Regions from separate parts of the Homo sapiens genome. Here region 1 is linked to region 2. Evidence: chromatin contacts called from ENCODE POLR2A ChIA-PET data. All regions are on one chromosome and are shown on one strand. Each heading gives the region's core, a stretch centred on a gene start or an enhancer-like site at or near the end of the contact. The rest is flanking DNA. Distances are from core to core; before and after follow the strand shown.

Region 1 (4,996 bases), core at 2,216-4,715, 260 kb before region 2:
GGGAGGAACTGACCACAGAGGGGTTCAGGGGAATTTCTGGGAGGTGATGGAACTGATCTATATCTTGATTGCTGTGGCAGTTGTGCCATTGTATGCATTTTTCAAAACTCACAAAACTGTACACTAAAAAGGGTGAATTTTACTATAGGTAAATTATACCTTAATTTTTTCTTTTTAAAAAAAGAATGAATAAATAAATGGGGAGAAAACTAAATAATACTTAATACTCCCAGCTACTCGGGAGGCTGAGGTGGGAGGATTCCTTGAACCCAGGAGGCGGAGGCTACTGTGAGCCAAGATCACATCTCTGCACTTCAGACTGGGTGACAAAGTGAGACCCTGTCTCAAACAACAGCAACAACAACAACAACAACAAAAACTAAATAAGAACCTAGGCCAGGCGCAGTGGCTCACGCCTGTAATCCCAGCACTTTGGGAGGTCGACGCAGGCGGATCATTGAGGTCAAGAGATTGAGACCATCCTGGCCAACATGGTGAAACCCTGTCTCTACTAAAAATAAAAAAATTAGCTGGGCATGGTGGTGCACACCTGCAGTCCCAGCTACTTGGGAGGCTGAGGCAGAACTGCTTGAACCCGGGAGGCAGAGGTTGCAGCGAGCCGAGATCGTGCCACTGCACTCCAGCCTGGTGACAAAGCGAGACTCCATCTCAAAAAAATAAAATAAAATAAAATAAAATAAAATAAATAAGACCCTAGGCTCTCATGTGTTTGCGTATCTTGAGAACTTTGCAAGTGACACTAACTCTAATTATTTAGCATTAGAGCATAAACTTCTATTTTTTCATTCATTCATTATAAAATGAAAGCCCCTGAATCCACTATTCACAAAAACCAGAACATTGCTAAAAATTAAATCTACCTATGGGTTTCTCTCCCACAGGTAGATTTAATAGGAGGATCCCTGCATCCTCCCCCAGGTAATTTTGTGTGTGTGTGTGTGTGTGTGTGTGTGTGTGTGTGTGTGTGTGTGGTGTGTTCCAGGCTGGAGGGCAGGGCAGTGGTGTTAATATGGTTCACTGCAGCCTTGACCTCCTGGGCTCAAGCAATCCTCCTGCCACAGCCTCCCAAGTAGCTGGGACCACAGATGCATGACCAGCCTTTTTTTTTTTTTTTTTTTCCTTCCATAGAGACAGGTCCTTCTATGTTGCCCAGGCTGGTCTTGAAGTCCTGGGCTCAACCAAACCTCCCAAATCCTTGGCTTCCCAAAGTGCTGGGATTATAGGCATGAGCCACCATGCCTAGCCCCCCAGGTATTCATTATTCTGAACTTTGTGTTTCTCATTCCCTTGCTCTTTTCTTTCTTTTCTTTTTTGAGATAGGGTCTTGCTATGTTGCCCAGGCTGGTCTTGAACTCCTTGGCTCAAGAGATTCTCTTGCCTCAGCCTCCCAAGTAGCTGGGATTACAGGCCCAGGCTATTGCACCCAACGCCTTGCTCTTTTCTTAGTTTTTTTTCACGTAAAAATTAGGCTGAAGCACATGAATCTGCCATTACTTTTAGATCAAAACAGGTCAAATAACAGCAAATTCATATGGTTCAACCAAATATTATGCTTAGATGCAGTAGTTCTAGTTATTTTTGAATCATATATAAAGGATGTCATTCCATATGTAGTCTTCTGAGATTTGCCTTTTTTCAATCCAATATTATATTACCATGATCCAACCATGTTGCTATTTTTCATTCATTTTCTACTGCTCTATAATTAATTCCTTTGCATGAATATCCCACATTTCTCTATCTCCTGTCAGTAGCATTTCCGTGTTTTCGGTTTGGGGCTACCACAAACAATGTTTCTAGTAACATTCTTGTATACATTCTCTCCTGGTGCATTGCACAAGAGCTTACTGTGGCTGTACCATAGGAATGGACTTGCTAGGTTTTAGAGTACACAGATGTTCAACTGCACAAGATGTGACTGTGAAGTGAGGATGTGACTCATTCTCTGAGCTCCAAATAAGAATACAATGTGCACTTTCCTCAGGAGGGAATGTGGACAAGATGTGGTGGGAGGCGCTGGGATGGAGGGTCTCTGGTGGAAATTGAACACCTATGCCTAATGCATCCCAGTGATATCTTCCTGTTGCATCCATGATCTCTTTTAATCCTCCCAGTTAAAGAGAGGTACTACTATCTCCAGAGATTAGGTTTAGAGAAGGAAAGTGCCTTGCCAAAAGTCAGTTTGTGCCAACTGCCTGAGCAAACAATGTCCCCTCTCTAAGCTTCAGTTTCCTCTTACTGTAAAATGGATATGATAATACCTGACCCACTTCACAGATTAACGGCTTCGGCATGCATGGCTCCTGGAGATGCTCCCTAAAAGTCACTTGTTTGTTTGTTTGTTTTGTTTATTTGAGACAGAGTCTCGCTCTGTCGCCCAGGCTGGAGTGCAATGGCGCGATCTCGGCTCACTGCAACCTCTGCCTGCTGGGTTCAAGCCATTCTCCTGCCTCAGCCTCCCGAGTAGCTGGGATTACAGGCACTTGCTACCATGCTAGGCTAATTTTTTGTATTTTTAGTAGAGACTGGGTTTCACTATGTTGGCCAGGCTGGTCTCAAACTCCCACCTCGCGATCCTCCCGCCTCGGCCTCCCAAAGTGCTGGGATTACAGGCATGAGCCACTGCGCCCGGCCAAGTCACTTGTTTATTAATGCTATTGTTAAGTTATTGAGTTGTTATTAATATTAAGGGGAACAGTAACCCAGAATAGTCTGAGCCTTGCCTTATTGACATTCAATGGTGTTGCCTCTTGCAGAGACCTTTTTTGGATGTAGTGACCATGGCCCATTTTGGCCACCACTTCTGATCCTGGATGTATCTTTCAGAGCTGCATATCCGGTCCCCCTCCTCTACCCTACTCGGGGCCTCAGAGCTGAGGTTCCTGTCTTTACCTGCAGATTTCTCTGAACAAAAGAAAAGGTAAACTGATCAGCGGCCCAGGCTCCCAGTTCTGCCTCAGGGCAAAGGGAGAAATTGGGGCCCAGGGCCTCATTCAGTGGAAAATATTTGTTGAACACCTAGTATGTGCCAGGACCTGTGCTGAGCACCAGGAACACAGGGGAACAAGACCAAACCCTGCAAGGTAGGAGGCTAAAGGAGGAGACAGAAGACAACAAAACGACAGTGTGCTGAGTACAGGGACTGTTCTAACCAACAGAAAAACAGACAGGATCAGGGAAAGCTTCCCAGAAGAGAGCTTCCCTTTGAGTTGGAGCTTTACGGCCGGGCAGAAGTTCCACAGGTGCTCAGAGACTGACAGGACCACCAGCCTGTTGAACAGAAGAGGAGACTGAGCCCCAGCGCCTCTCGACCCCTCCCCGCCACACCTCACCTACCCGGACTAGGCTGAACGGGCCGAGCACTCGAGCGGGGACGCGCAGCTCTGCAGAGCCCCGGGGCGGGGCCTCGGTCCAGGTGCGCGGTAGCGCTTCGCGGAGGCAGGAAGTGTGTCCCTAGCGGCGGCCCGTGCAGCGCTCCCGCGAGACGCTCACCTGCGCCCCAGGTGAGCGGCGAGGGGGCGGGGGAGGGGCTGAGCCGGAGGCGGCTCACCTGGCGGGACAGGTAAGCCCGGCGCGGGCCCAGGGGGGCGCAAGCCAGGGCGGCGCCGGTGTCGGGAGCCCCCCGAAGCTGAGCCCGGACAGGAGAGGGTCCCGGGCCCGGTTCCTCGGGGGCCACCCTCCTACTTCCGGGGTGCGCGGGCCGGGCTGGGGAGCGGCCTGAGCGGGCGCCCGGGCTGGGCGCGCAGAATGGGGTGAGGGGCCGCGTTCGCCCTTAGGGCTGCACTGGCTGGGTGCGGGGGCCGCACTCACCGGGGGGCAGCGTCGGGATGGGACAAACGCTGGTGCTCACCCCGAGGAACAGCGTCGGGACGGGAGGGAGGCTGGGTCCGCCCGCGGGGTAGGGCCCTTGCAGCTGGAGAGGGTAGTGCTCGCCCCGAGGGCAGAGTTGGTGTAGGGGCTGTGGTAGCCCGGGGGACAGTGCCAGGATCTGGTTCTTCCTTGTCCCCAGGACTAGCTGCCCGCGGATATGGGACTCTCGGGCTGCACCTTTGGGGCAGGAGGCCGAGGGTGCACTGAGCCGACGGCTGTTTCTCGAGCAGGACTGGGGTGGTCCTCCCCGGCCGGGTGTCCGAGGCTTGGCACTGGGCTGGGGGCAGAGGCTGGTGCGGCCGGGCCTGTCCTGGGGACCCTCGGAGGAGGGGACGGTACATAGACCCTTGAGTGTGTGTGTGTGTTCGCGGGACTAAGGGGGAAGAGGAAAGCATCAACGAGAAATCCAGGGAGGGCGGGCCGGGACCCTCTGACCCCCGGGAACATCCTTGCGGTGCCTTAGATCGCCTAGTGACCTAGCCCCTCCCATGGGCAAGGCCACTGCGGGAAGCCCCCTGCACTCAATATTTCATTTAAATCTCACGGGATTGGCGGGGCATGAAGATACTAGTCTCTCCTTATTTAAAGATGAGGAAAGTGAGGTTAAGAATCTTGCCTCAAGCCACAATAGGGACAGGGAGTCTCCCCTCACTAAACCAAGTGACCAGGTTCCTAGGATTGGGCGGGGTGGTGGCGGGGCGGTGGCAGCAGGGTCGGGGAGATACAGCCTGGAAGAAACTGCCTGAGTTTGACTTCAGGAGGGTTCAATGGCTGGAGGGAAGTGGGGAACTGAGGCAGGCATTGTCCTTATCCCAGGTCTTCTCTTCTCATCCCACCACCGCTGGAGATGTGTGGCACACACAAAGTACGCAGGCTTCAGAGCCTGGCGGGCCACAGTGCAAATCTTACTCCAGCCCTCTCTTGCTAGGTGTCTCTGGGCCAGTCACTTCACCTTTCTGAGCTTCAGATTCCTGATCTGTGAAATGGAGATATACTACTTATTTTCAGAGCAATTGTGAGAGTCAAATAAGGTGAAAGTCCTCTGGCCCATTCACTGCTGTTTTCTCAGCATTTAGCACAACGCTGGGCACCTCGTTGTATTAAT
Region 2 (4,978 bases), core at 2,191-4,690:
TGGAAAAGGTATTTCTAAACCAGAATGTTTATCCAAGACTCCAGTACTTTCAGCAGGTCATGGACCATTACTTGAGGGGGGGGGAAAAAAAAAAAAGGCTGGGCGTGGTGGCTCACACCTGTAATTCCAGCACTTTGGAAGGCCAAGGTGGGTGGATCACACCCGAGGTTGGGAGTTCAAGACCAGCCTGGCCAACATGATGAAACCCCACCTCTACTAAAAATACAAAAATTAGCCGGGCATGGTGGTGGAAGCCTATAATCCCAGCTACTCAGGAGGCTGAGGCATGAGAATCGCTTGAACCTGGGAGGCAGAGGTTGCAATGAGCCAGATTGCACCACTGTACTCCAGTCTGGGTGACAAAGTAAGACTCCATCTCAAAAAAAAAAAAAGGTCTGCAGTACTTCTGTACTGGAGCAGTGTAACCAATCCTTCTCCAGGTAGAAGCATTACAGTGGCCTGGCACTGGACATGCCATGCATCTTCAGCTGTTAAGCATCCACTGATGATCCTTGACCGGTGAAGTGCCAAGGCCCAACCACAGATCGACCAGCAGGTAAAGAAACCAAAATCACTATATTCCAGAGGCTCCACAAGGATTAAGCATTGGTGAGCAGCATTTGTTAGCTGCTTGGCCATAGTAACCTAATAAAAAACAAATTTTTTTTTTTTTTTTGAGACAAGGTCTTGGCTCCATTGCCCAGGCTGGAGTGCACTGGCGTAATCATGGCTTACAACAGCCTCAACCTCCTGGGCTCAAGCAATCCTCCTGCCTCAGCTTTCTAAGTAAACTGCGACTACAGGCACGTACCACCACATCCAGCAATTTTTGTGTCTTGTAAAGATGGGGTCTCCCTATGTTAATAGCCTGGTCCCAAGGCTGGTCCTGGGCTTGGGCAATCCTCCCACCTTGGCCTCCCAAAGTGCTGGGATTATAGGTGTGAGCTACCGCGCCCGGCCAAAAACAGTATTAAAGGCCATTTCTATGAATAAATGGGCAGACTGCATATGTGCAGGCTTACCTAACCCATCAACCTCAATATAAGGTCTAACACAAGCAACTTGACTTGAACACAGCTCCCAGCTCCTCAGAAATAGCAGCCTAAGAGTCCCAACAGATACTTACTTCGTGGCTCTTGTTTTAAGAAAGGTCAACTAACTCTGCCAAGACAGACTCACCAACAAAGTTGAACCACCATTACTACAGAGCTGTCCAGGGCACACAACTCTGAAGGTGACATGACCTTCCAAATCCAAATTTACTAGAAAAGTGCCCCTGAACTAGCCAAGAACTTAACAGTCTGTACCAAAGGCTCTACCTGACCACAAGAACCACTAAGACCCTGGAACCACTCTTTCAGGGAGTTTTATGGTTAGAGTCCAAATTCTCAAAGTCATTGGAACACTGAGACAGCTACTGGTCTGGAGATGGATGTGCAATGTGGATTCTATCAAGCCCATGGAACTTAAGAATAGCATTATGAAAAGGCAAATTAGTATTCTAAGTTTCTTGAACATTTAGCTTCACAAAAAAAGCCTCTGAAAAGCTGTCCCAGGTTAACCCTGCCAAACTGATTGAACCTTTTCCTCTAATTCCTTCAGCTCACATAATTAGTGTGGTCTACATCCATTTATGAAACCTTGCTTTTCAAGTTTTCCAGATGTGTGCACATAAGCATGCTTTCCTAAGAAAACTAAATGCCTCTGAAGGAGATATTGTTTCTACCTTTTAAATCTCTTCCTAGTACCTAGCTGGTGTAATCACATAGGGCTATTTCCCATCCCCATTGGAATTTCCTGATCTCTCTGACTTAGAAACTATGCTCTCAGCAATAAGTCTGAAGTTCCTAATACCCTCACTACCAACATACTGGGAAAGGACCATGCAATATTAAGCAACCTATGTCAGTGCCAATCCAAGTTTTTGTGTTTTGTATTAAAACAAGCTGATAGCCTTTGGTAGTAAGTTAGCTGAACCTAAAAATCATAGTCAGGACCATAATTACATTCATATTCCCTGCTACTATATAAACAGCTAAGTCAAAAGGGCACTTCCAGGACTCTGGTGTAAAAAACACTTCTTATAAAGAAAACTGGTGTCAGAATCAATGAATCTAGTTAAAAAAGACATTCTGAGAAGGCAAATCTGGTCATCTCACAAGGCTACCAAAGAAGAGGACCACAGACAGACAGCTAAAATATTCATAGATTCTTCTTCTTCTTCCATAAAAAGAATGTGTCACTGAAGGAACCCAGATATGTTTTTAATCCTAAAATGGCAATTTCAAAAACAAAGACTGTATCTACTCACATAATCCTTCAAGTAAGATGTAGTGAGTCCCCAAATATTTGGACTTTGTACTGACCCAGGAACAGAGTGTAAAGGCATATTAATTTTATCATAAGTGATACACAGAAGTCCAGTAAAAACTGTATAAATAAACCCAGGCCATTGGGTAGTGGACTTATAATCCCCAGCACAACAGCAAAATTGAGGATAAAGATCACACTCAAGTTGCAGTATCTTTTTTCTCCTTTCTAATATTCCAGAAATGCAAACCCAAGCCAAAAATAATCTCACCAAGCTACCCTTTAAACCTCAAAGTCTCATAAGCCAAGTGTCTGGGGTAATACTTACCTTACTATTGACAGTCAGGATCTTCTTTCCAAACTTCTATTTTCACTATGAAACTGCAATTGACTTTAACAGGATACCACATGCCCTGAACTTAGCACGCAGCCAGGGCCACAGAGGTTTCACTACCAGGGCAGCATCTTTCCATTTCAATTTTTTTTTAGATCACTTCTTATCTCCACACTCACTGCCCCCCAGCACTACCCTTTTCCTATCCCCAAGTCTTTTTCCCCAATGTTATTTTACTCCACCACATGAGGAGGCTAGCATTATCTTTGCTTGAAAACTGTTTATTAATTTGCCTGTCAAACATTCTATAGAACAGTTTACATCTTACTACAGAAACCTCCTGGGTACATATTGACAGCTCAGCAAGTATTTACACAAAGCTCTGAAACATTTGGTTCCTTCAGAGACGATAGAAGATGCTGTGTCAAGCACAGAATTATCAAACACTGTTCCCTCTACCCTTTTCCCTCCTTTATAAAGGGAAGCTTCCTTCCTCTAATATACCTAAATTACACTTCTAAACTACTAAGCCAGGAAGAGAAAGAATGGAAATTCAGGTGTGCTGGAGAAGAGAAAGAATAGCATTTCCAGGACCACGTGCAAAGCACACCATGTAGTTTTTTAAACCATAGCGATGAGAAACAACAAATGCACCTATGAAATTGACCCTGAAACGCAGCTTTTCCTCTTCCAGTCTCAGGAACATTTGCTTCTCTCTCAGCAAAACTTACAGGGCAAGTCCAGGCACTCAGATTACAACCAACTGCCCAAACCAGACCTAGACCTGCCCAAACACCAGGAGTCTGGAGAGCTTAATGCTCCCTCTCTCTCCCTACCCCTCCCCAAAAGCAGCAGAATATCAACACTGAACTTATGAATATCCATTCCTCACCCCAACCCCAAGTGCAAAAGCCTCCTGGGGATCCTGAAGCAACTATTTTTCAAGTCTTGCTTTAATGAAATCTACCTAACTTTCCAACGACTATTTAGTGTTTTAAAACCACCAGCCAGGTGGAATGACTAATGACAAACAGATTAACAGTTTCAAGGCAACAGTCTGGTAGAGCTTTTTCTGTAAAAGTCTACAGACCACAATGGCACCCAACTGTTCAGAGCTTGTTCCTGTGAATCCCAGGAGAAAATAGCTTTGAGTTCCTTCAGTCCAGGGGAAGAAAGATGGTCTCAAGACCCCTGATTTATGTACAGAAAGCTGCCTTCATAACAAGCCAGCTATGGAAGCACAGATATGTAGCATCTTAGAGTGAGAAGGCCATGCAGACCAACTTCATTTTATTGATGAGGGAGAAAATGAAAAATAGAGAAAGCAAATGACCTGCCCAGGGTCACACAGCTTAATCTGGAGCTGTATGTGGAACCTAAGCCTCCTCCTTCCTCCTCCTGTTGTGAGTCCTGTGCTCTTTACCACTAACGCAACACACAACTCAAGTATGCATCAGTAATAACAACGTAAGTGTGCGTCAGTAATGATAATGACCAATCTAAACAAGGAAAAACCCAGAGATAAAAGCCACAGGAATCAGGACTCCATTCAAGCCCCAGGTATTACAGCTCACTGGCAGAAAAGAACTACTCGGTGCCAATATATTTGAATACCACATTTTTACCATATTTACAAGCTTCAGTTGCTTCTAGAATTTTGAGAGTTGAAGCCAATCAATACAACCTTTTGAGGGATGGGAACAGGAAAGAGCCCTGCCTATTACTTTGTTAGCCTATTCCCTCATTCTAAAAAAGTTCACTAACCTCTTTGCAAAAGGTCTACTGTAGACATTACACCTACAGGAGTCAATCCAACATATTAATGTTTAATGCAATCCAAGACATCCTGTTTCAGCAGGTGCTGCTTGTCATGGTTACTCATGTCACACACAAAGAAAGGAACCTAAAAAGTCCTCACAGGGCCCAATACACAAGAAGCCAAACCTGGTCCTGGCTGCTTTCTCTGTTCTCACACCACCATCTCAATCCTCATCACCCCAGCTCTCTCATGAACAGTAGAGAAACATGAAACCCCCACAACTAAAGTGCCATCTCAGTGTGGTTTTCCTGGTCCCTCCTACTTGAGAGAGCTCCAAGAGTCCTGTATTTCAGCCAGCCTAGAATTTCTGCCAGTAGGCATTCCCATAATAAATCTAGGATTCCTGTATCTGTTTCCCAGGAGTCAGAAATATCATTTGATGTTTCCGTAGTAGAAACTAACAACCAAACTTCTACAATAAAATCCAACTTGTTCCTGGACTATTTATTGTATTTTATTTTTTACCTTGGTAAACTGGTATTACTCTCAAAGTATTATTGCTAAAAAGCGTCCCA

The links. ChIA-PET counts read pairs that join two places held with the same protein, here RNA polymerase II (POLR2A).
Region 1: POLR2A ChIA-PET joins it to region 2 with 12 read pairs in naive thymus-derived CD4-positive, alpha-beta T cell. The contact joins the promoter of KDF1 here to the enhancer-like site in region 2. POLR2A ChIA-PET finds 5 or more read pairs at or near these places in 4 of 52 experiments (H1, WTC11, activated CD4-positive, alpha-beta T cell and 1 more).

The regions. Positions count from the first base shown.
Region 1 is chr1:26,958,937-26,963,932 of GRCh38, reverse strand. It overlaps KDF1 (keratinocyte differentiation factor 1), which reads left to right and starts at 3,465. Exons shown (of 4, transcript NM_152365.3): 1 at 3,465-3,583. RefSeq lists a silencer at 2,181-2,475 and an enhancer at 3,345-4,027.
Region 2 is chr1:26,700,558-26,705,535 of GRCh38, reverse strand. All of the region lies in intron 1 of ARID1A (AT-rich interaction domain 1A), which reads right to left. Among named protein-coding and RNA genes, the nearest start is that of ARID1A, 7.0 kb to the right of the region's middle. RefSeq lists a silencer at 1,244-1,538. Within about 2 kb of position 3,440, at least 5 of the 41 ENCODE cell types and tissues checked have a DNase peak (open chromatin) inside an H3K27ac peak, as active enhancers do.